Linked DNA regions of Homo sapiens: region 1 is linked to region 2. Evidence: read pairs that join two places in POLR2A ChIA-PET (ENCODE). Cell type or tissue: PC-9. All regions are shown on one strand. Links, peaks and the distances in the headings refer to the core of each region. The heading gives the core; the rest is flanking DNA. Region 1 overlaps PCNX2 (pecanex 2). Region 2 overlaps NTPCR (nucleoside-triphosphatase, cancer-related).

Evidence for each region. ChIA-PET counts read pairs that join two places held together with the same protein. Peaks named below come from ENCODE experiments on the same cell type or tissue, not always from the same donor. Only the 100,000 strongest peaks of a DNase experiment are listed, where the experiment ranks them.
Region 1: POLR2A ChIA-PET joins it to region 2 with 15 read pairs; 2 of 35 experiments call an interaction of 5 or more read pairs at or near these places.

What each region holds. Positions count from the first base shown.
Region 1 is chr1:233,102,842-233,115,187 of GRCh38, reverse strand. All of the region lies in intron 21 of PCNX2 (pecanex 2), which reads left to right. Among named protein-coding and RNA genes, the nearest start is that of NTPCR, 160 kb to the right of the region's middle. RefSeq lists an enhancer at 1-586. In PC-9, for the core only: no CTCF peak of the experiment used is centred there; a DNase peak (open chromatin) is centred at 7,357; H3K27ac peaks cover 2,049 bases.
Region 2 is chr1:232,971,232-232,983,577 of GRCh38, reverse strand. NTPCR (nucleoside-triphosphatase, cancer-related) reads right to left here. Exons shown (of 5, transcript NM_032324.3): 5 at 1-5,415. The coding sequence ends at 5,347. PCNX2 (pecanex 2) reads left to right here. Exons shown (of 34, transcript NM_014801.4): 34 at 1-143. Among named protein-coding and RNA genes, the nearest start is that of NTPCR, 27 kb to the right of the region's middle. RefSeq lists an enhancer at 4,625-5,824. In PC-9, for the core only: no CTCF peak of the experiment used is centred there; no DNase peak of the experiment used is centred there.

The sequences.
Region 1 (12,346 bases), core at 4,623-9,622, 130 kb before region 2:
TTTTTAATGCCCTCGACTTCCTTCCCTGGTTGTAGTAGTCTCAATCTATTTCCCTGAAGCCCTGACACCCAATGACTATGTTTCTTCCTCCCTTCCTCTTTCCAGTGAGATAAACTGGAGTAAACTGGTAGGGAAGGAAGTTCTTTCTCCCACGTGGGATCGGCTCCTGTGCAGTGCTGTGCTCTGGAGGATAAGCCTGTGTGTTTTGCATTGTTTAATCTTCCCCACCTTCTACCAGAGCCGTGAGGGGATGTTTCTTGATCTTCACCATGAGAACCTAGTGGGGTTTCTGGAAGTAAAACCCCTGAAAGTGTAGGCCCTTCCCTAAGACCGTGGTGCCTGTGAGTTTCTTAATCTCATGGTAGGCCACCCTCAGCCTGTATAACTTCATGAAAATTATCATTTAAATGTTCCTAGGAGTTTATGGCCACAGCACCTTTTGCCCCACAGAAGCTAATCTGCATTGTGACTTTCTGGATGCGCCTGTCGCTCCGTAGTCCAGAGTTTTCTGTGACCGCTGCAATATCAGTGATCTGATGGGTTGAGACGAGCCATCAGTTTTCTGTTTATCCAGCTTCTTCTTCTTGTAAAAATAACTTCCAAGCTTTTTACATGCCACAGCAGAAACCAAACGTCTCTGAAGTCTTTCTTTCAAATCACAAGCCATATTTTGTACCTTCTCTGCCCAAAACCCTGTAATGACTCACCACTTCATACAGAGTAAAAGGCAAACCCATGACACTGGCCCAGCACCAACTGGTCTCCGTTCTTGCTCTGACCTCCTCTTCTGTTCTTCCTCATGCCCAACCCAGGTAGACTTGCAGTTCCTCCACTATGCCAGATGTGCTGCCACTGGAGACTCCACGCTCTGTTTCCTTTGTCTTTAAATGTTCCTCCCTTGATATCCACTGGACTCGATCCTTTTTTGAGCCTTTGCTCAGATCTCACCTTTTCAGTCAGGTTTGCCCTGACCCACCCAGTTTCATATTGTAATTTTACCCTACTTCACCGTTCACCCCAGGTTTCCAATCCTTTCACCCTTTTAAGTACTTGCACTACTTTTTACCTTTTTGTCATAGCCGTCATCATCTTATAACACACTTTATAATTGTTTATTATATTATTGTATCTCCCACTATTATTAAGTTCCTTGAAGGAAAAGATCTTTGTCTCTTTTGGTTACTGATAGAACCCCAATTTGCAGAACACAGTCAGGCACAGAGTAGATATGAAATAAAACTCCGGAATGTTGAATATTGCTCTCTTACAATGACTGTTCATTAGCATATCCTAAGTCACTTACAGAGGCTGACTTGAACTCAGTGCTATTCGAGTCTGCACAGGCTCAGGAGTAAAGACTGGTTTGCAGAAGTTCCATGCAGCCACTGCATAGGCAAAACACATTTTCTGGGCTTTCAGGGATACATTTGCACTCTCAGCTGCCACCCAGGATGGTTCAGGGAAAGAATTTCACAAGCTCTGCACTATGCCTGAAAACAAAGAACACACACCTCTAGTGCGTCTGTGTTCCCAGGAAGACCGGAAATGCCTCAGTGGTGAGACCACTGCTGTATTTCTTTCTTTCCTACCTTACACAACATCTTACAAGAGGCAGGCTCGTAATAATTACTCAGCACATATTGACTGAATTCATTTGAGAGCTTCCGAGATGGAAAACTGTTTTTTTGAGAAATAAACTCTTAGCTTGGATGCAGGGGTTGGGTGGCGTTTTATTATTCTAGAGAGATGCTGACTCATAGTGGTGGGGGAAGGGAGTACGGGGAGAAGCAAGGCTTTTAGACTGAGCCTATGGATTACTTAGATTTCCTCCTCTGGCTTCTCAAGGTGTATGTTTTGATTTTCTTGGCTTCTTATGAATCTTGTTCAGCTGTCTAGCTGCTGCCTGCTGTCCTGTTCACAGTGGGGAGTTAGCACAGGGCCAGTAGAGCTGTGAGTTTGTTGCTCTGTGCTGTCTAGTCATCAGAATCCCTCTTGCAAAACCAGGAAGAATAAACCACAATCTGCTTCTAGCTGTAAATCTACCCTGGTGATGACAAGCTGATGTCACCCAACTGGCCAGCTCACTGCGTTGTGACCACAGCCTGTGGCTGCATTCTTAGTGTTGTATTGTGTAATTGCAGGAAAGTGCCTGCACAGAACCTACACATCCCTTAAAGATTTACAGCCTAACACATCCACTTTCTTGTCTTCTCCTCCCTAGGACGGCACCCACACACAAAGAGGATGATTTCCCTTAACTCAAACCATGCAAGTTACTGCAGTTCATCTCATGGGAGGGGCTGAAATACACGCTAGTAACTCCTCTGCCCTTCAGCCTTCAAAGTAAGAGTCAGCTTTTTCTCCCCATTTGGGACATCAAGCCTAGCATGTAAGACTTAAAATTTTTTTCTTCATTTTTGCTTAATTCTCATGCCAAAGTATACTATAATAAATATGTGAATTTAGTTATATTGTTCAAAGATCTACACAGACACATTCATCCCGCTAACACATCAAAGAAGTATTTACGAACGCCCATCTTTTTAAAAAGTTTGCAGCATTCTCTGCTGAAAGAGAGAATTCTCACTGGTTAAATGTTGCAGTCCCTCTGGGCAGTGATGTGCCTTCATTAATAGAGAGAATTGAAGAGCCAGAGCTGGTAAATCTTCTAAGGAGCAGGGAAGTAAGGTGTGCTTAAGGCACAAAGGCTACTTGAGTGGCTTCAGGAATTCAAGACAGGTGACAACTCTAGACTCACTTGCTGAAAGAATTTTGAAAACCTTGCTCATTCAGCACCTAGGAGTGCCCTCTGAAAGGCCCTCCTTAAAGTGCTTCCAGAATAGAGAACTCAATCTGGTGAAGCGCCAGGGAAGCCTTTTCCTTGCAAGGCTGACCACTGGCATGTGCCTTCCTGTGCTGGCTGTAGGCATCTTGTTTTATAGGATGTACATTTGGAACCTGCAGATTTCAATTCTATACCAGGTGCTCATATTTAGGACAAGATCTTCAAGGTCACAGATTTTCCCATTCTTTCTTTCCTTGAACTAGCAGTTTTGGAAGTACTTTGAGTGGTCCAAACCATGGTGTTTCTACCTTAGGTGAAGAAAGGCTATGAATGAGACTGAGATAGTTACTATAAAATTTGAAACATCCAGGGAGGAAGAGAGGATAAATACCTGTCTTATCAGAAAAAGCAGTGGCAATTGCAAAGATGTGACATGTAAATGAGAATCATGAAGTAATCGGAAAAATTCCATTGAACCCAAGCTCCTATAGCCTATGCGCTTGATGAACTGGAACAATACCTGAGGCCTTCAGTCACTTGTTTCACTTTCTGAAAAGCATTAACTGAAATACCTACTATGATCCTACAAATCTTCTAGAAGATAAAAGTAAAACTGTAAATAATACCAGTGCCTGCTGCCAATGACAGTGCATTCTAATGGGGGATGCAGGAGAGACAGACATATAAAAAATAATTTGGGGCTGAGTGTGGTGGCTCACACCTGTAACCCCAGCACTTTGGGAGGCCGAGGTGGGCAGATCGCTTGAGCTCAGGCATTCAAGACCACCCTGGACAACATAGGGAGACTCCATCTCTACAAAAAATTCAAACATTAGCTAAGTGTGGTGGTGCTACTTGGGAGGCTACTTTGGAGGCTGAGGTGGGATGATCGCTTGAACCTGGGAGGTTGAGGCTGCAGTGAGCCATGATTATGCCACTTCACTCCAGCCTGGACAACAGAGCAAGACTCTGTCTCAAAAAATAAAAAATGAAAAATAAATAATTTTGAAACAATCTCATAAGTGCAACCAGTAAAATAACCTGTATTTATGAGTACTTATAATATTCTGGTTCTTGAGCTAAAAATGTACATGGATGACCTCATTCAATCTTCACAATAAATTGCTGAGGTAGGTAGGCACCAGTCTGCTGTGCAGATGAGAAAACTGAGGCTCAGTGGACTGAAACCCATCTCACAACTAATAAGAGGCAGACCTAGCATCAGAACCCGGGTCTGACTCCAGTGCCCATTCTTGCTGCCAAGATTCTGTACGACTTTCCGTGTGATAAAAAATGATATGCCAAATATTTTAAGAGTCTCTAGAAGGAGACAAGTGATCAGGGCAGTGGAGAGAAGGATAACAGGATAATCTTTGAGGGGATGTCACTTTGAACTACTTCTTTATTCCATTTTATTTCTTCTACTGACATATTATTTGTGCCATTTAAAAGTCATTCTCTTATATTAGGAATATAAAAGTTAATTCGTCAGTATCTGCCTTTAAAGGTATATGTGTGGTGTTGTTACACTACACAGAAAGTGGTATATTATTTAAATAATATAAATTTAAATATATATTAAATTTAAATAATATTACGTTTAAATAATATACCACTTTATATGTAGTGTGAGGAATTTTAACATTATTTCTCCTTCCTTTCCTTTGTGCTATTATTGTCATATATTTATTCTTACATATGCTAAGAACACACAATCCGTTGTTTACTATTCTTGCTTTAGAGGAAAATTGCTCTTTTAGAGCAATTAAAAATTTCTAAACATGATTTTAATTTATTTATTTCATTCCCAATGCTCTATATCTTTGTGTAGATTCAAGTTTCTGACCTGAAGTTTTCTTCTGCCTGAAGAACTTTCTTGAACAGCTCTTGAGTGTAGGCCTATTGGCAAGACATTTTGTCAGTTTTGTTTGCATGAGAAAGTATTTCTCTTATATTTTTGAAAGATATTTTTGCTGGGAATAGAATTCTATGTTGATAGTTCCACAAGATGGCAGTTCTCCCAGCCATCTTAGCACTTTATAGATGTCCCTCTATGACCTGCTGGCTTGCATGGTTTCTGAGGAGTCTTCTGCAAGGCTTACCTTTGTTCTTCTCTGTGGAATATGTCTTTTTTCTGGCTGCCTTCAAGATTTCTTTTTGTCGTTTGTTTTCAGCAGTTTGAATATATGTCTTTTGTTTCCAGCAGTTGTTGCATATGGTTTTTGTTGTTTGTTTATTTATTCATTTGTTCATTTGTATATTTATGCTCCTTGGTACTATCTGATCTTCCTTTTTTTAATTTTTTTTATTTTTTGAGACAGGGTCTCCCTCTGTCACCCAGGCTGGAGTGCAGTGGCACCATCTCAGCTCACTATAACCTCTGCCTCCTGGGTTCAAGTGATTCTCCCACCTCAGTCTCCTGAGTAGTTGGGATTACAGGCATGTGCCACCACAGCCCGGCTAATTTTTATATTTTTAGTAGAGATGGTGTTTCTCCAGACCTCAGGTGATTTGCCCGCCTGGGCCTCCCAAAGATCTGGGATTACAGGTGTGAGCCACTGCGCCCTGCCTGATCTTCTGAATCTGTGGTTTGGTGTCTGTCATTTTGGAAATTTATTGGCTATTATTTATTCAAATATTTCTTTTGTTCTGCCCTCTTCCTCTTCTCTTTCTGAGGTTCAAAACATGCCTATGTTAGACAATTTGGTATTGCTCTGAAGGTTTTGGATACTCAGTAATGTTTGCAGTTTTGAACTCAGTTGTATTTTTGTGTGTCAGTGTGGGCCATTGCTGCTGACCTGTCTTCATGTTCACTGATTATTTCCTCGACTGTGTCCAGTGTGATGAACCTGTGGAAAGAAAGCCTTCTATATCTGTGACTGTGTTTTTCACTTCTATCATTTCCACTTGACTTTTTATTTTATAGTTTCCATCTCTCTGCGGAGATTACCCATTCAATCTTTCATCCGGCGTTGTTTTCCAGTACAGCCCTTAACATATTAATCACAGTTCTTTTAAATCCCCTGTCAGATCGTTCCACTATATGTGTCATCTCTGAGTCTTACTTTGATTACGGCTTTATCTTCTAGGAGTGAATTTTTTTTCTTGCCCTTTTGTGTGCCTCATAATTTTTGGTTGACAGCTGGATGTTCTGTGGAGGCCCATAGAGACTGAGGTAAATAGTTTTTATGCCTGAAAATGTGCATACATTTCCTTTGCTAGACTTCTGATATGGGGGGAGGAGTTGAATGAACCTAGTTGGCGAGTGGGACACTGTTGAGCTTTGTTGTTGCTGTGGTTATCCTCAGGGCATCATGGACCCTGAATTCCTGGAGGGATAACTTGTGTTCAGGTTGGAGAGTGAGGCGGGGTTGCCAGAGTGAAGTCTGCTGGGTCCCCAGCTTTCAGGCTGCACCTCAGAGTGGCTGCATGCTCTTATACCTTTCCTGTCCCTCTCCCATTGGTATATGTTTTACTCTTTACTTGCAACTTGTTACCTTGGTGGCAGGGGGTGGGACACGGAGGACATTCTGATTAATTTTCTAATGAAACCCCTTGGTCTCAGGGATGCATCCTGAGCTTTCCTCTCTCCCCTGTCTGTAATCCTGGGCCCAGCAGGTGTTCCTGCCCCTTCCTCAGAAGGAGAGTTTCTCATTTTTAAACAATCCCTTCCCTCCCAGCTGCAGTGAGTTTTCATCAGTGCCCTAAAGACAACAGCATTTATTGACCTTTCCTCCACAGATTACAATTTTTGTTCCATTGGAGAGTTGGCAGAAGGGCCCGGCTGAGCCGTGTGCTCCTGTGCATGTCTGCCTTTTCTCCCTTCAGGTCTGCGCCACATCAGACATGTTCTTAGGGTGCTCACCAGTCTTTTCTGTGAACACCCTGTAGAATTCTGAGAGAAGGAGCCGGCAATTTCTATGGCTCCCTAAGGCTTTACACTGTCCCACCAGCCCACACATAGCTGTGTTCACCAACTCATCGATTCCACTGGCCAAAATCTTCCCACCAGCTTTGGTTGCATCTGCCCCAGGTGAGTGAGTGCTTATTGTCTCTTTTCTCCCTGAAGGTATCTTTCTCTCCTCAGATTTTGGACTAGGTGTGGTACAGGAAAGGATTCCCAATCCAGACCCCAAAAGAGGGTTCTTGGATCTCGCACAAGAAAGAATTTAGGGTGAGTCTGCAGTAGAAAGTGAAAGCAAGTTTATTAAGGAAGTGAAGGAATAAAAGAATGGATCCTCCACAGACAACGCAGCCCAGAAGGCTGCTGGTGGCCCATTTCTATGGTTATTTCTTGAGTATATGCTAAACAAGGGGTGGAATATTCATGTCTCCCCTTTTTAGACCATATAGGGTAACTTCCTGACGTTGCCATGGCATTTGTAAACTGTCACGGCGCTGGTGGGAGTGTAGCAGTGAGGACTACAGAGGTCACGCTCATCGCCATCTTGGTTTTGGTGGGTTTTGGCCAGCTTCTTTACCTCAACCTGTTTTATCAGCAAGGTCTTTATGACCTGTAATTTGTGCCAACTTCCTCTCTCATCCTGTGACTTAGGATGCCTTAAGTGTCTGGGAATGCAGCCCAGTAGGTTTCAGCCTCATTTTACTCAGCTCCTATTCAACATGCAGTTGTTCTGGTTTACGTGCCTCTGAGAGCTGTCTGCTCTACAACTCAGTTCTGTAATGAGATTTTTAGAAAAGTCATGTATTTAAAGTTTGTGGGTTTTTTTTTTTTCATTGTAAGTGTGGAAGAAACATGCTTTACAGCTTTGTATATCCCAGAGAAGAAACCAGAAGCCTTCTGAAGTATTTTAATTTTACATGAAATTTGGATAAATTTGGTATATTAGAGGTTTTTGTTGGCAAATGTCAAAAATACAACTCAAAATTGAAACTATATTGCTTCACATAGCTGGAATGTCCCAGTGTGGATCATGATTGAGACATAGCCTTACCCAGGATAAATAATGTTAGCAGGGCTCTTTTTGTTTGTTTGTTTGTTTGTTTGTTTTTTCGAGTCAGGATCTCACTGTGTCACCCAGGCTGGAATGGAGTGGCTTGATCACAGCTCACTGCAGCCTGGATCTCCAGGGCTCAAGTGATTCCTCCTCAGTCTTCTGAGTAGCTGGGACTACAAACTGCACCCAACCTTGTTAATTCAAGTTACATAAAAAGGCTGTGCATGGTTTTGTGTGTGTGTGTGTGTGTGTGTGTGTATAATACATGTTCAAGTGCAGAAAATGCAGGAAGGATAACTCCTCAAATAGTCATTAACTGTGATTGGTACTGGAAGTTAGGTCAGAGTAAAGCAGATAACAGAAACTTTCACTGTACACTTTGTGTAACTCTGTACTTTTTTTTTAAGTTAACTCGTATTATTATATTTTGTTTTAAAGAGCATAAAGCATAAATGTGGAAAGTTTCAGTGTTTACAAGAGAAAGCTTCAGTTATATGGAAAAATCACTACCTGAACCATCTTATTCCTATATGTACTAGATTGATGAAATGTTATTACAAATAGAAAAATCTCAGGACAATGTGTAAGTTAGATATCCAGAGAGGTATGCAGAAGATTAGAGGGACAGGAGGGCATTACAAAAAGTTGCCTTATAGTTCATACATTAACATTGTTTATCTTGCTGAAATACCATGTGGGTAAAAGCAAGCAGCATGCATCCTGATAGGAGGTGAATGAACTTGGCTGTCATACCCATTTCCCAAGGGCAGGATTCGCTACACACAAGATTATAAGACCTTTAAGAGGGAGGAAGCCTGTAATCCCTGCACTTTGGGAGGCTGAGGCGGGCGGATCACGAGGTAAGGAGATCGAGACCGTCCTGACTAACACGGTGAAACCCCGTCTCTACTAAAAACACAAAAAGTTAGCCAGGTGTGGTGGCACGTGCCTGCAGTCACAGCTACTCGAGAGGCTGAGGCAGGAGAATCGCTTGAACGTGGGAGGCAGAGGTTGCAGCGAGCCAAGATTGCATCACTGCATTCCAGACTGGGCAACACAGCGAGATTCCATCTCAAAAAAAAAAAAAAAAAAAAAAAGAGGGAGGAGAGGAAGCCCCCAACAGAATCCAGGAAGCTGCTTCTTCTCCACAAGGAAGAGAGAGCTAAATAGAATACAACTCAAAGATGGAGAAGCTGTTTCATATATGGAATAGTTAGAGGAAGGCTAACATGGAATTAAAGATGCAGGAAACTGTAAAGGAAGACAGAGTGTGTGCATAAACTGTGTTGTTTCTACCACTTCACTCCAAGGTGAAATGAGCAGGATACTTAGAGAACAAAAGCATCTCTCCCTCGTCAGTCACTGTCATTATCTCCTGTTTCTTCTTTATTGAAGTCCACCCTTGCTTCCTTCCTCAATGGCCCACCTCCCCATACATCCTTAAGCTAAAGCTCCAGACCCCAACACATGCAGAAACACACAGACCCAGGATTACATTTAGATCCTAATTCTCAGGAGTCCAGAGGAGACCTTTGAGTTTTGTGCATTCCTACATCTTGGTAGATTATACAATTTCAATGTGCAATGTCGACTTCATTTGTGTTTATGGATACACTAATTAGCAGTCATGAAATATGACCTTAAAATAATATTTTCTGTCTAGTGTGTTCTCTTAAGGGTCTGAATGTGTCTGGCTGCATAAGGTCAGCTAATCAAAGAATCAGGGCTTGTTGCGTTTCCTTTATTAACGCCACATTTACTTGCCTAAGTAGCCTACTCCTGCTGGATACTATCATCCCTGCATTGTTTCTGTTTTTCTTTTTAGTTAAAATCTCCCAAACTGTACTTCACAGGTGATAAACTATTACCCCATGTTCCTTTCTCTCTCCTTATATTTTAGTCTCCCTTAGTAATTTTCTTTTCACTCTTCTGTTTTAGGTTAATCAGATTCATCTTGTTTAATGCCTCTTGTCTGAATAATCCTGAAATTCTATTGCTAAATACAGTGTTTATTGCAACATAGCTCTGGTATCCTCTATGAGGTTTAAAAAGAACTCTTTTATTACTAGTTTGTAAGGGATGTTTATGAATGGGTGTTGAATTTATTTTTCAACGTCCTTTCTGCACCAATTGAGCAACATACAGTTTTTCTTTTTTACTTTCTCAATTTTGTGAATTACATTAACATCTTTTCCTAATACTATATCATTATGAAGTGGACCAGATTTGATGATGATGTGTTTTTATACATTTATAGATTCATTTTGTAAATAGTTCATTCAGAGTTTTTTCATTTATATTCATAGATAAGAATATATTTTCTTTCTCATAATATCCTTGTTGAATTTTTACATTAGGAAATAGCCTGCCAATATGGACTGTGAAGTTTTTCTAAGATGCACATTTTAAGGCAATATCTTCTCCTCTACAGATTGCTTTACCTGGGTTCTAAAAGTTCTAGTTGGTACTACTGCTTTTCATTGTCATTCATTTTAAAATATGTTCTAATTTTCATTATAATTTATTCTTAACTGTTATTTCCATTGTTTTTATTACATGCAAATCCAAAGGATTGTGATTATTACAATTGTTATTTTGCCAACTTTTTATTATTGACTTCTAATTTAATTGTAAAACTGTGCATGATATTAATTTTTGGCATGGATCAGACTACTTTTGTACTTTAGTAAGGCATCAATTGTTTTAAATGTACCTATGTTTGAAAATTATATTCTTTCTCTTTTGGTTGGTGTAAGGTTCTAATATACATATCTCTTAGATGAAGCTTGTTAATTCTGTCGGTCAAATATTTCATATGCTTATTTATTGTCTAATTGAACTATCATTTTCTGAGCTAGGTATCTTAAAAGCTTCCCCTATGATTATAGATTTATTAATCTTTCCTTGTAATTCTACCTATTTTTACTTCAGATATTTTTGAGACTACATGGCTAAGTGTATACATTTCAATTATTTTATCTTCCTGGTGACACTCTCCTTTCATCATTATGTACTGCTATGTATTCTATTTTGAGTAAAAGCCTCAATATTTTGCTTACTATTAAAAGAGGTAAGGAAACTTTATTTTGGTAAAAATGTATTGATTTTTTAAAAATTATTTTGCCTAAAATTTTTAGGTGACTTTAATATTTCTTCTAAATCTAACAAGATTTTTATTTTTAAGGCAGACCGAGAGTCTGTATTTTGATAGGCAAATTTTATCTGTTTACATTTACTGAGATTACTGATATGTTTGGACTTTTTTCTACCATGGTATTTTTTGTTGGCTTTATGTTCATGATGCTTTTTCTTTGTCTCTCCACCTTTTCTTTCTTACCATCTATTGAACAAAATGAAATTTTTTGGTCCTTTTTTTCCTCTAGTACTTTGAAAATTGAATACTGTGTTTCTAGCCCTTTAGTGCAATGATTTGCAATATGTGGTCCCCAGACTGGCAGCATCAGCATCACCTGGCTTTTATCCAAAAGTCAGATGATAACAAATGCTGGTGAGGATGTGGAGAAATGAGAACCCTCTTGCATTATTGGTGGGAATGTTAATTAGTAAACCACTATAGAGAACAGTTTGGAAGTTCCTCAAAAAACTAAAAATAGAGTTTCCATATGATCCAGCAATCCCACTGCTGGCTGTATGCCCCCAAAGAAGGGAAATCAGTATATTGAAGAGATATCTGCACTCCTATGTTTGTTGCAGCACTATTCACAATAGCCAAGATTTGGAAGCAACTGAGGTGTCCATCAATAGGTAAATGGATTTTTTAAAATGTGGTACTTATACACAATGGAGTACTATTCAGCCATAAAAAAGAATTCTATCATTTGCAACAACATGGATGGAACTGGAGGTCATTATGTTAAGTAAAAAAAGCTGGGCACAGAAAGATAAACATTATATATTCTCATCTATTTGTGGGATGTACAAATCAAAACAATTGAACTCTTAGAGATAGAGAATAGAAGGATGGTTACCAGAGGCTGGGTTGGGGGTATTAAGGGCACATTGGGAGGAGGTGGTGATGGTTAATGGGTATAAAAAAAATAGAAAAAGTGAATAATACCTTGTGTTTGATAACATAACAAGGAGACTGTAGTCAATAATAAATTAATTGTACATTTGAAAGGAACTAAAAGAATATAACTGGATTATTTATAACACAAAGGATAAATGCTTGAGGGAATAGATACCCAATTTTCCATGATGTGATTATTACGTATTGCATGCCTATACCAAAATATCTCATGTATCCCATAAATATATACACCTACCATGCACTCACAAAAGTTAAAAACTTAAAAACATTATAAATGATGCTGGAAAAACTGGATATGTATATTCAGAGGGATGAAACATCTAGTTTCATCCTATCTCTCACCATACACAAAACTCAAATCAAAGTAGATTAAAGACTTAAATAATATAAGACCTGAAACTATGAAACAATACTAGAAGAAAACACTGGGGAAATGCTTCAGGACCTTGGACTGGGCAAAGATTTATTGAGTAAGGCCTCAAAAGCACAGACAACCGAGGCCAAAATTGAGAAATGGGATTATATCAAGCTAAAAAGCTTCTGCACAGCAAA
Region 2 (12,346 bases), core at 201-5,200:
CACTGTAGTCCAGGCGATTGGTGGGCCGCCAGCACCCTGCGGGCTTCACAGGGACGCGTGCTTGTTCTCCAAGCCCCGCAACCCTTACTGTGCACACAACATCGCACACACCTTTGTTTTTGAAATTAAAATGTTTATAGTTATTGCTGCGTCCAGTGTTTTGAGTTATACTGAAGCTTCTCATTTCTACAAGTATATCTTTTATGGTGAGAACGACATTTGGGTAAATTCTGAGACAACTTTTCCCATCTTCAAGACCCCAGGAACCTGTATCCTTGCTGGGGTAGAGGTCCCAAAATGCAGTCCATAGAGTATCACTGGCCTGGTGAACCATCCCTTTTCAAAAGACAATAGTTAGAAGGAAATACTCAATTTTAAACAGTCACACAAATTTCTTCAAAGTATTTAGGATTTGGAAATTTGAGGAGAGGGTTGGGGGAAGGGTATTGTAGAGAATCTCTTGCCCCTTGGAAAGTAAATGGTAATGCTTTTCTAATTTTTTTTTTTGTAAACTAAGAATCAGCAATTAATAAAAGCAAGTGTACTCTATAATCACAGACAGAAGGTTCTTATTTTCAGGTCAGCACTCCCTAGAGGTGCAAACTTTATTTAATTTAAATGCAGTTGTTTGTCTAATGGGAAGCTGATAGGGCCTTGCTGCAGTTCTCTAAGGTGGCCAAATTAAACTTGGCTGGCAGCTCCTGTAATCCTCTTGGGCAACTTTACAGCCAAGCCCCAAGGGCTAAATGGCAGGCCTGGAGCTGTGAGTGTGGCCTCCCCACGGAGGGTGACTCCTTGAGTTCAGTGAGGAAAACCACGGTGCCTGGCAGTGGTCAGCCAGGAGTATGACTGGCCACTCCTTAGGCATCCAGAAGTAGGAAACACAGAAAGCATTCCACAAAACGGGGAATCTCCCCAAAGAGCTAGAAACCCAGGCTGGAAGGAAATGGCAGCGCAGGCAAGAGAGCAAGAGCACCCTGGGTGCTCCTCCATCCCGTTTCTCTGGGGAGGTTCATGAGGTGCTTCTTCAACAGTTATTCTGTTCATTGCTTATCACAGTTCACGAGTTCTCGTGGCATCTTTTGTGGGGAGGAGGGAGGATGAAAGTGACACAGTGTATCTACAACACTAAGGTCACATTAATCAGATAGGAATGCAGTGACGCTCTGCACCGTCTATGAGAGCGGGCATCTCGAGTGTGCATACCGAGGCACAGATGTGCACACACATCCGCAGGCAACTGCACCCACAGAGAAAAGGTGGCAGTATTGGAGTCACCCCAGGATTCTTGGGGGCTGTTTGACCAGCCATCAACAGTGCAGCCATACTTCTTTTTCTTTTTTATCGTGGTACACAACTTTTATATTTACAACTCATGAACTTGTTAATCTGGTCCTTCATCTAGTCAGCTATGTATCAGAAAGGACTTCCTGCAAAATGTTATATTCTAAGCCCCCATTTAGAGGAGGCATCCCTAAACTGACATTTCTTGCTAGAGTTGTTCAAATATTCTGCCAGTATATAGCTAAAGAGTTATTTTCCAGTTCAAGAGTTATTTGGGGGCTGGGCACGGTGGCTCACGCCTGTAATCCCAGCACTTTTGTAGGCTGAGGCAGGCAAATCATGAGGTCAGGAGTTCGAGACCAGCTTGGCCAACATGGTGAAACCCCGTCTCTACTAAAAATACAAAAAATTAGCTGGGCGTGGTGGCGGGTGCCTGTAATCCCAGCTACTCAGGAGGTTGAGGCAGGAGAATCGCTTGAACCCAGGAGGCGGAGGTTACAGTGAGCCGAGATAGCACCACTGCACTCCAGCTCAAGCGACAGAGTGAGACTCTGTCTCAAAAAAAAAAAAAAAAAAAAGAGTTATTTGGACACAGATCAAAATGGTTTCTCCTCTAAAGATAATATTAAAACCATAGCACTTGGTTTTATATAAATCATGTGGCCAATTTGGCATTATTGATTCTAAATTTTGCAGTGTGTTGAAATCATCTGGCAAGTAATTTGTTAAAATCATGCGATGCTTCAACTTCTTTGCCCACAAAATGTGCAATGCAATGCCTGTTTACTTAGCCCACCCGTCTCCAGCCTCATCTACCATGCTGTTTTGTCCCAAGTCACTATGCTACACAAGCATCCGCCATCAGCACACACACAGGTGTGATCCACAGACACAACCTTCTATGAATACGGTAATTGGCAGGAAAAGAAGAGGAGCAGGTCTGTTCCACATTTTCCAGCCCACCAGCGTTCCCACCCCCTTGATAACTGGAGGGCTGGGAACTGAGTGCCTGAATTTGCAGCTTTACTAGGATCTCTCCCTGTCAAGGCTGATCATCAGAGATGACACTATCCATTTAAAAGACTCACCCATCTCCCTGCATGTGCTTACCCTCACTGAGAGGTAAGAAGAAACAATTTATTAAACTATTACGTGTTAAGCAGCTGGCGGTATGATCTGCTAAGGAGGAAAAGGAAAGAATGATTTAGTAAATCGTGCTTCAAATCAGTCCTGATTCCTCCCATCCGACCTTGTTATTCTAGCTGAGATTCTTCATATAAGCAATACATGTTAATTCTGTGCTTTTCAAATTGAATTCCTCCCTGAGACTCATATCCAACCATCTGTTAGATATTTTGCTTTGTTTGAATAGGAGGCATTCCAAACTCAGGTATAAGAGAATCCCTGACTTCAATCTGCCCTGCTGCCCCCACCCCACCATCCGGCAAGAGCTCCTCACCTCAGCCGTGGCACCGACAGGGAGGTGGCGCTCAGCTCTGCTCCTCTCATCCTGGCTGCGTGCAGGGAGGGGACGGTCACGTGGAGTTCTGCCACGGCACCTCTTCTTCCTTTAAATCTCAGCATGACACTGTTGCTACAGGCTGTGTGCGTTTGGCCCTGAGTTCTAGTTATCTGTGAATTCATCTTATCCTTCATTAAATGTCATTGCCTTACAATACAGGGATTGCATCTGACATCTCCATACATGCTCCATGATCATTCTGTTTGACTAATACAACAATCATTTCAGGACCTCACCACAAGAGACACTAAACGTTCTTTGGATTTACAGCAGTTTATCACTGCTAAATGTCAACTCTGAGGTCTGGGGGCACAAAACACACTAAAAATGCTAAAGCCTCAAGAAGGACGCAGCAGGGAGTGATGAAAGAGTGAACTTTGGAGCCACGCAGACGTGGGTTCAAATCTCCTTTGTCACCGCTATCACTGTGCTCCTGAACGAACCACTTAAACACTCCAAGCTTGTCTCTTTACCGTTAAAGGGAAAGTGTGCAGAAGCTCCCGCAGCCCCAAGTGCTAGGGGCCACCCTGAATCTGTTCCACACAAGTGCATACTTTCAAGTAGGCAGTGACACTCCCACCCCACATAAGCACAACTGGCTTCAGTGATAAGCCCCTCAGACTAGCTATTTAACTTTGAAATAACCTTCACCAGCTTTCTTTCTCATTTAAGACAAAATCAAAGTCTACAAAACAGACACGGCTGAAACACCAAGCTCAAAAGGACAAGCACCAGAAGGAACATGGCCCTTGGTGTTTCAGATGCATGAAGGGCGGAAACGCAAAACGGCCTCCCGGAGGTGCCAGGAAAGGCTCCATCTTGATGGGGTCCCACTCCAGCTGGGGCTGACCAGCTCCACCACGCCTGGGTGCACATTGATGACATTTCCCCAGCCTGCCTCCCTATCTCTTGGTTCTCCTGAGGGCTGTGGTACTTTCAGATTTACGGCCAGGATCAGGTTCCCAGGCCTTTGTGGGAAGCCTCTACCCAACTCAGAGGCCGTGCCTCTCCTGGCCCACTGAGGCATGCAGCCCACACCGGTGTCCTGGTGATGGTGGCTGGAAGTCACAGCCAGCCTGCCAGACATCCTGAGCTCGGAACTCAGTCTCCCTGAACAGCCCCGCCAGGCAGGGACTGTGGAAGGAGATGCCCACTTCCTCCTCCTGGGCAGGTAGCCCTTTTGAGGGCTTAGTTCATAATCTATTAGGCCTCCCTGTTGTGGTCCCTCCAAGGCTAGGCAAGTCCAAGTCAAGCTTCACAAAGTTACCTCGGAAGAAAAGCGCTGAGGAAAGAGACACTGATGGAGGAACCAGACCTGGGCTGCGTGCCATTTTGGTTTTGATGTGAGCCCCTCCCGCCCCATTCACTGTGCCCCAGTGCCCAGCCCAGGGCTCCTCACCCGCCACATGCCCGACTTGTCCACAGTTAGAGAGAAGGCACACTGCTGCTTATACCAGTGGGTTTGTAGCCAATGCTAATTTGTTAAAAAAAAATCCTGGAAATTCATAGATCTTCACCAAAAATGACCTAAAAACACTGAACTGTTTATCACTCCAGTACCATCTACCACTTGGAGGGAAGTTTTTATCCTCTATCAGTTCTGGGGTTTCAGGGGTCTCTTCTACTTTCCTACTTCATTTTTATAGTACCCCTGTTATGGGCTGAACTCCGCATTGCTACACCATTATTCCTGATAAGCCCAGCCCCTGGCACTGGGCACTCTCCACAGTTGTGTGGAGTGGTTGACAGTTTCCTTCTGTGGTGTGACATCACTCCTGAGATGACAGCCACTTCCTGCTTTTCTGGAAGGGAAACTAGGCATAGAAAGATTCAAAATTGCTCCCGAGTAAACTAAGGCAAAGCAGTGCTCTTATGCAAACCCGTGGGCCTGAGCTCTTGTCATCTGGTCGGCTGAATATCAGATGCTATCAACACTTCCAAAGGTTGTGTATTCCTCCCACACAATGCCTCCTGTCTGTAACCATCAGATTTATTTTTATATTTATTAAGCAGTAAGCAAACAGAGTTGGGGGAGATGACCTAAAATGGTTTTCTTTTGGAATAATATTTTTTAAAAAATCAAATAACTGTTATCACTTTAAGTTGCATGAGGCTGAAGCTGCACCTGGAGAGGAATTTAATTTTCATGACATGCAAAACTGATTAGGCAGTGAACTCTTTCCTCCCGCTTCCCCTGAACACATTTATAAACTTCAACGGGGGTGAATTCCATCTAATACTCTGAAAACCATTTCTCATCTCACAGTTTACCCAAATCATGTGCATGACTGCAAGAGGAAATAAACAAGAAATCTTTAAGCATAGATAAGCCACAATGGATAGTTAATCTTGTACAGACAATCCAGCATTAAGGCTAATTTGATCTTTTAAACATTTTATGGGAAACAGCTGTTGAGTTTTCTCTAGAAAAGCCCACAAGGTTCCATAACCCCATAGGCATACAGCCTCGACAGGCAGGGCTCCATCAGGCTCCTCTTGAACTGGGCACTCCTTCACGGAAGGCAGGAATGCACGTGTCTTCACTTCCTGCTGCTCTGCACGCACGTCACGATATCTGGCAGAAGGTGGTTTCTGTTTTCCTTGGTGACCTGTGGGAAGAAGTGAGAGAACAGGCTTCAGAGCTCCTTTCCTCTTCTTCAATCTTGTGCTAGGTAACTCTCTAAAAGAAACGCCTGGAAGGCTGGGAGAGGGTGAGGTATGTTTTGTTACCCAGGCAGGAGGCCCAGCTCTTCAGGAGCACTCAGAAACAGGACAGGAATCACCGAGTCCCAGCATCAGTTTCTGCCAAGTGACAGCTCAAAAAGTCAAAGTGGGTTTGGAGCCCAGACAGATTTCAGCCAACCATGGGGAGAGCTGTGAAGTGAGTCCGACGAGGCACACCGGGACGGATGATGGGCACACAGGACCCCTGAGCACGACCTGTCCTGAATGGAAGGAACTCAACTGTTGGAGTGAAGCGAGGAGGAGAGCCTGGGAGCCAGCGGGGCCCAGGAGGGCACCCAGCAGAGCAGCAGTGAAGCGCCCAGGATTCTGGGATGCTCAGTCATCTACCCGCCTCTCCACAAACATCAAGTGCTCATTTGAAACATGGAGAAGTGGGAGAGCCAGAGACGTGAGGGTGCCTCCGTACAGACTGTTACTCAGGCCTCCTGACTGCAGTGTGTTCTCCAACACTTACACCATTACAAAATCAAACAAAAGCAACAAAGAGTTCACCAGAGCTTTACCCGATGATCTGTTTATTTTTCTTTCACTACCACACCATCCCGAGTGCCCCAGGGTAAAGGAAGGGCCATCTCTGCTCCCATCACAGTGCCTTCCTACTTGGCCCATATAATATCCATCCACTCAACACACGCTGATGGGGTGGAAGGGCAAACAGGAGCCAGGCACAGAGATGCGCATAGAGAAGCACCACAGGTAAGGACCCTGACCTCATGGAGCTCGCAGACCAGGACAGGACAGGCATGAACAAGGACAATGAAGGAGTCTGGGGGGCAGGCAGGAACAGGGGCATGTGTGGGGTCAGGGGCAGGAAAGGCTTCCAGGGGTGCTTAAGCCTGGATGTAATTTCGACAGGTGAACCATGGAAAAGGGGCTGAGCCAAGGTTCCCGGTAAGAGCAGGGAGTGCATGTGGAAGCCTTCTGAGGTTCAGGGTGGTTGTATCTGAAGAGGGGGCCTGGCATACAATAGGTGCCAATACATGTCTGAAGAGGAGATGCAGAGCGGACCTCGTCAATTCTGGTTCCTGGCACCTGCTCACCCTTCTTGGAAGAGTGCTCTGGTTGTCTTTAGGAGACTGTACGGTCTAGGAAACTTGCCCCCAGCCAACAAGTGGGCAAGCCAGGCCCTGGCAACTTCTCTGAGATCTGTACCCCAAGAGGAGTGACTGAGATCTGCACCCCAAGAGGAGTGAGCTCACGCAGCAAGTGCCAGAAGCTGATCCCATTTCTACTGGTCCTGGCTGCGTCAATCCCGTGATCCCATTTCTACTGGTCCTGGCTGCGTCAGTCCCGTGATCCCATTTCTACCGGTCCTGGCTGCGTCAATCCTGTGATCCCATTTCTACTGGTCCTGGCTGCGTCAATCCTGGGCGGCTGTGGCTCCACTTGAAATGAGGACAGTCAGCTTTTCCTTTGGCTTCATGGGACAGCTCCAAAGCCTATAAGGCTTTTTGATGCTGTTTTCACTTAAGTTAGCCAAAGTCCATTCCTGTTGTTTGCATTCAAGGAATCCACCTGAGGTAGAAAGGAGGCGACACAGAGGTGGGCACCACAGGGGCCCTTTTCTTCCACTCTGAGTTCAGCAGTGATTGCAGTAGCTTCTGCCTCCAGCCAGGCTCTGTGAGAGTGGACTGTGATACACAGCTGGAGAATTTGCTCTGGTCTTCTATGACACAGTACGGTGACTACAGAGTAAATAACAAGGTAGTGTATATTTCAAGATAGCTAGAAGAGAAGATTTTGAATGTCATCACCACAAAAATGATAATTTAAAGTGACAGATATGGAAATTACCCTGATTTGATCATTATACAATGTATACATGCACTGAAACATCACACTGTACCCCATAAATATGTACATTATATCAATTACAAATTAAAAATTAATTTGAAAATTGAGCAGAATGCAAACACTCCAATATTAATATTTTGATACTCCCTTTGATTTCCCTAAGATTATTTCTGAAAATTATGCAATAAAATGTTGATGTGCAACTCTCTGCAGTATTCACTTATGATATTCCCTGTTGAGAAAAGCACACTCCCAAATGCAAGAACAAGGATCACAGCATCTGCCAACCTCAGGAGTCTTTGCCTTATGTGAAATTCTAGTCTACTTTTTATTCAACAGCCAGAATTTTGGTTGCAGAAAGCCTTTCCTGAGAAGCTAATTAGAAGAGGGAACTGGGAGCTGGGAGCAGGAAAAGGAAATAAAGAAGACTGCAGAAAGAAGAAAGTAATCCCAACCATTCTTTTTTTCTGCACTGGAGCCTTAAGAGAAAGAAAGGAAGCTGAGTGAACCTGAACCCTTGCACCTGCCCAGTGGCTGTAGGGGGGCCCTTGGTAAGAATTTATCCTGGGCACAGTGAAGATAAGACTGTGAGCACCATGGGGTCAGAGGCCACATCTCATTCATCCTGTGACCTCCAGATCCAATCCCTTGCTTATTAGGAATGTTGGGGGCCCTTCCCACAGTTTCAAGGAAATGCATGTGGTTTTGTTTTGCTTTCTTGCACATAGTTGTATACTAAGAGGCATTTCTTCCCCTGCCTGCTCCATCCATGTTTTCAGGTCTGGGGTTGTTAAAGTCAGAACATAAGCAGGACCCAGTATCTGGTACTGCATCTGTGCCCAGCAGATGAGTCAAGTACTGTCTCTCGCCGTACCTAGGCCAACCAGATGAGAAGACAAATTTGTGATATCACCACCTCAACTTCTTATTTAAACAATCAAGAAGCGGGAAGGGGAGACTGAGCAGGGCATACAGACACTGATCATATTAAACAAGTTAGAAGGCAGTGAGGTAGCATGCAAGCAGCCTGGAAGATCAGATAATATCCACTCACTGCTGCCAAGAACATGTGCACCCCAAGGTCTAAACAAGAGGCTTAGTCATACTATGAAGCTGCCAGCTTGAAAAAGAACTAAAGTTGTTGATAACATTTTCAATGTTATGACATTAACTAGAAGGCAGCAAAATCAATCAATGACACACTCATTGGGATACAATGGGATAAAACTCAATGGGATACAATGGTAATAACCTCTTAGAGTTCTGAAAAACAAATTATTGAAGAACCCATAAGTCACCTGCTATGATTTGACTGTGTCCCCCACATTTCATGTGTTGGAAACTTAACCCCCATGCAAATAGAGGTGGGACCTTTAAGAGGTGATTAGGTCATGGGGGCAGCCCTCATGAATGGATTAATGCCATTATAGTGGGAGGGAGTGAGTTATGGCAGGACTGGGTTACTGATAAAATGATGTCTGGTTCTCCCTCTCTATTGTTCACTGCTAAAACTCCAGTGGATAGAACAGTACCTGACATACAGTGCGTGCTCAATATTTACCAAATAGATGAATAAAAATACTCCATCACCAATTTCTTCTACTGATGCTTTACTAGGTAATAGGAGGTGCCAAAGATTGTATCAGTGAGATTTTATTTTCCTTCTCAGGTACTGTTCTTTCTTTTCTTTTTTCAGCTATTTTTTTTAACACATCAGAGAATGTTATCGTTTTGCCTCAACTGTCAAACATAATTCTTCAAAAGTCAACAGAGGAAGAAAAGCCCACTACACTCACTCAGAGTTTTACTCTTCCCATTGTTCTTTCTTCCTTCCTGATGTTCCAGGTCTCCTTTTACCATTTCCTTTCTGATAAGAGAACTTCCTTTGGCCATTCTTTTAGAGCAGTTCTATTATGACAAATTCTCTTAGTTTTCCTTCATCTGTGAATGTCTTATAGAATTATGAGTCGACAGTTGTTTCAACACTTGGAAAATGTACCACCTCCTTCTGGCCTTCATGGTTTCTCCTGAGAAATCTGCTGTCACTCATATTGTTTTTACCCTATAGGTAAGGTGCTGCTTTCCTTTCACTGCTTTCAAGACTTTAATTTTCATAAGTTTGACTATGGTATGTCTTGGCATGAATTTGAGTTTATCCTCTTGGGGTTCACTGAAAATGTAGGTTTATGTCTTTTGCCAAATATGACAAAAATGCAGCCATTACTTCTTCAAACACTTTTTCAACCCCACACTCATCTCCTGTTACTACAATGATGTGAATGTCACATCTTTTGTTATAGTCCCACAGGTCCCAGAAACTCTGTTCATTTTGTTCATTACTTTTTCTTTTAAGTCTGCTCTTTGTCAGGTAATTTCTATTGTTCTACCTTCAAGTTCACTGATTCTTTCTCCTGTCATCTCTATTCTGCTGATGAGCCCATTCAGTGACTTTTTTATTGGCTATTGTATAGTTCTAAAATTTTCATTTGATTCTTCTATCTTCTAGGTTTTTGCTGAAACTTTCCAGTTCTTGCTGAGACTATTTTTCATTTGTTTCATGTGTATCTGTAATTTTATGAAGCATTTTTATGATAGCTGTTTTCAAATCCTTGCCCTATAATTCCACTATCTGAGTCACCTTGCTGTTGAGATCTGCTGATGGCCTTTCCTCACTCAGGTTTAGGTATTCCTGATTCTTGGCATGACAAATGATTTTCAGTTGTGTCTGTTGTGTTGTTCCTTAGGTCCTTAGGTTCCTAGCCAGTCTGTCTTTTTCTCTTCACTTTTCAGGTCTTCTTATGCTTGTATTATAAATAACATCCTTAGCAGGAAAAATAAACACAAGTGTGTCTACTCTATCTTGTCTAAAACTGGAAGAGTTCTCGGGTGTTTTTGGAAAGTACTCTGTTCACCCAACGTTATGAAGAATAAGTCAAGATAATATTACTAATTTGTGTGGTATATTTCCCCCATATCATGAGCTCAGTCTCATCTTCACACTATGCATATTCATTGGAAAGTACTCTGTTCACCCAACATTGTGAAGAATAAGTCTAGATAATATTACTAATTCGTGTGGTACATTTCCCCCATATCACGGGCTCAGTCTCATCTTCACACTACGCATGTTCAGCTGGTAGCAAGGGGACGCTGACTCTGACCCCTTTTCATAGCTCATTTTCTTACCTGGAATGTTCTCCCTTCTTTTTCCCATTTCCTCCTTCAAGAGCCAACTCAAGAACCCCTTCCTTTGGACACCTCTCCACTACCACTGCTCACATAGATCTCTCCCTTCCCTGCCCCTAGATTTTGATTGCCCCATGGTCTGTTTTTCTTGAGGGCAGAGATCATGCCTCACAGGTGCCTAAACGATGGACTAAGTACTGAATGTGAAGGGCACTCTCAAAAATGGATTCGGATACTTTATTGCATGTGAGCAATGGAAAGAACCCAAAAATATATCTAATCCAACACCTAAGTTTGCAGATAAAGAAAATGAGGTTCTTGGCCAGGCACAGTGGCTCATGCCTATAATTCCAACACTTTGAGAGGCTGAGGCAGGCAGATTGTTTCAGCTCTTCAATTCGAGATCAACCCCGGGCAACATGGTGAAACCCCATCTCTACAAAAAATGCACAAATGAGTCAGGTGTGGTGGCACATGCCTGTAGTCCCAGCTTTTTGGGAGGCTGAGGTGGAGGATGGCTTCAGCCTAGGAGGCAGAGGATGCAGTGAGCCAAGAGCATGCCACTGCACTCCAGCATGGGCCACAGAGACTAACCTTGTCTCAGAAAAAAAGAAAATGAGGTTCTTGATTTATAAAACTGGAAAAGGCCAGGCACAGTGGCTCACACCTGTAATCCCAGCACAGATTACTCTGGGCAACAGAGCAAGACTCTGTCCCTCCCCCTCAAAAAAATAAGTTAAATAAAAAATAAAATAAAACTGAAACAGAAGGACCACACAAACCCCAAAGCAACAACAACAAAAAAAAACAGGGTATGTCAGCCCCTATCTCTTACTTAATTAACTCAAAGCTAATTGTTTTATTTACAGATCATTAGAAGCAATGATTATCTTGCCTGGAGAATAATTTTGAGTCTCAGAGAGCGGAAGAAATGTGGTATGATCCTAAGACACAAAGTCTGTTTCTGGGCATCACAGTCAGCTCCTTTCAATCCTTCCTTAGGACTGTTAGATTAGATTAGTTTGTGGAACTAGCCAATCCCTGGAGTCTAACACTAGCAATTTCCCGGTCTTCCAGCCTAGAAGCTATCTGACCTCAAAACTAATTTTCTTTCATGATCTTTCACTATTCATTGCCTTGATTTCCATGGAAACTCTATAATCACAACCAAAAATGTAAAATAAGAGAAGACGACATGAAACTCTGAAGAACCCCACAGACTTTTCAGGGCTCTCAAATGTCACCTCCTTGAAGAGACCTTCCCTGATCGCCCTTGCTACTCCTGCCCCCAACTACCACATTGCCTGGTTTCTTTATTTTTGCCTTTATCAGTATCTGAAATTGCTTAACTTATCTGTTCACATTTTTGGTATTCAGCTCCTCCATTAGAATGTAAGCTCCATGAAAGCAGCGCCTTGGTCAGTCTCGTTCACCACAGTATCCCAAGACTTAGAATGACACCTAGCATACAGTAGGTGCTCAATCACTATTGACCAAATGAAGGAATAAATAAATCAATAAAGAAGCGCATACATTTTTCCAAGTCTGGCTGGTCTAACCCTAATGGCTGTTTACCACCACACTCCAGGATTCTTGGTGGCAACATGTGGATACTCCAGGATTCTTTGGTGGCAACATGTGGATACTGCCAGTGGGCCAAGGTGACATTTCACTCAGTGATTAAAATGATCATGAGGAAGGTGCTCACGGGTACTCACTCTCCACTCCCCCTGATAGGAGTGGCCCTGCCTGCCTGACTTGTTCACTTGGCACTTGCAGGGCCAGGGAGCTTTTAAACTGGGGGTGGGGAGTGAG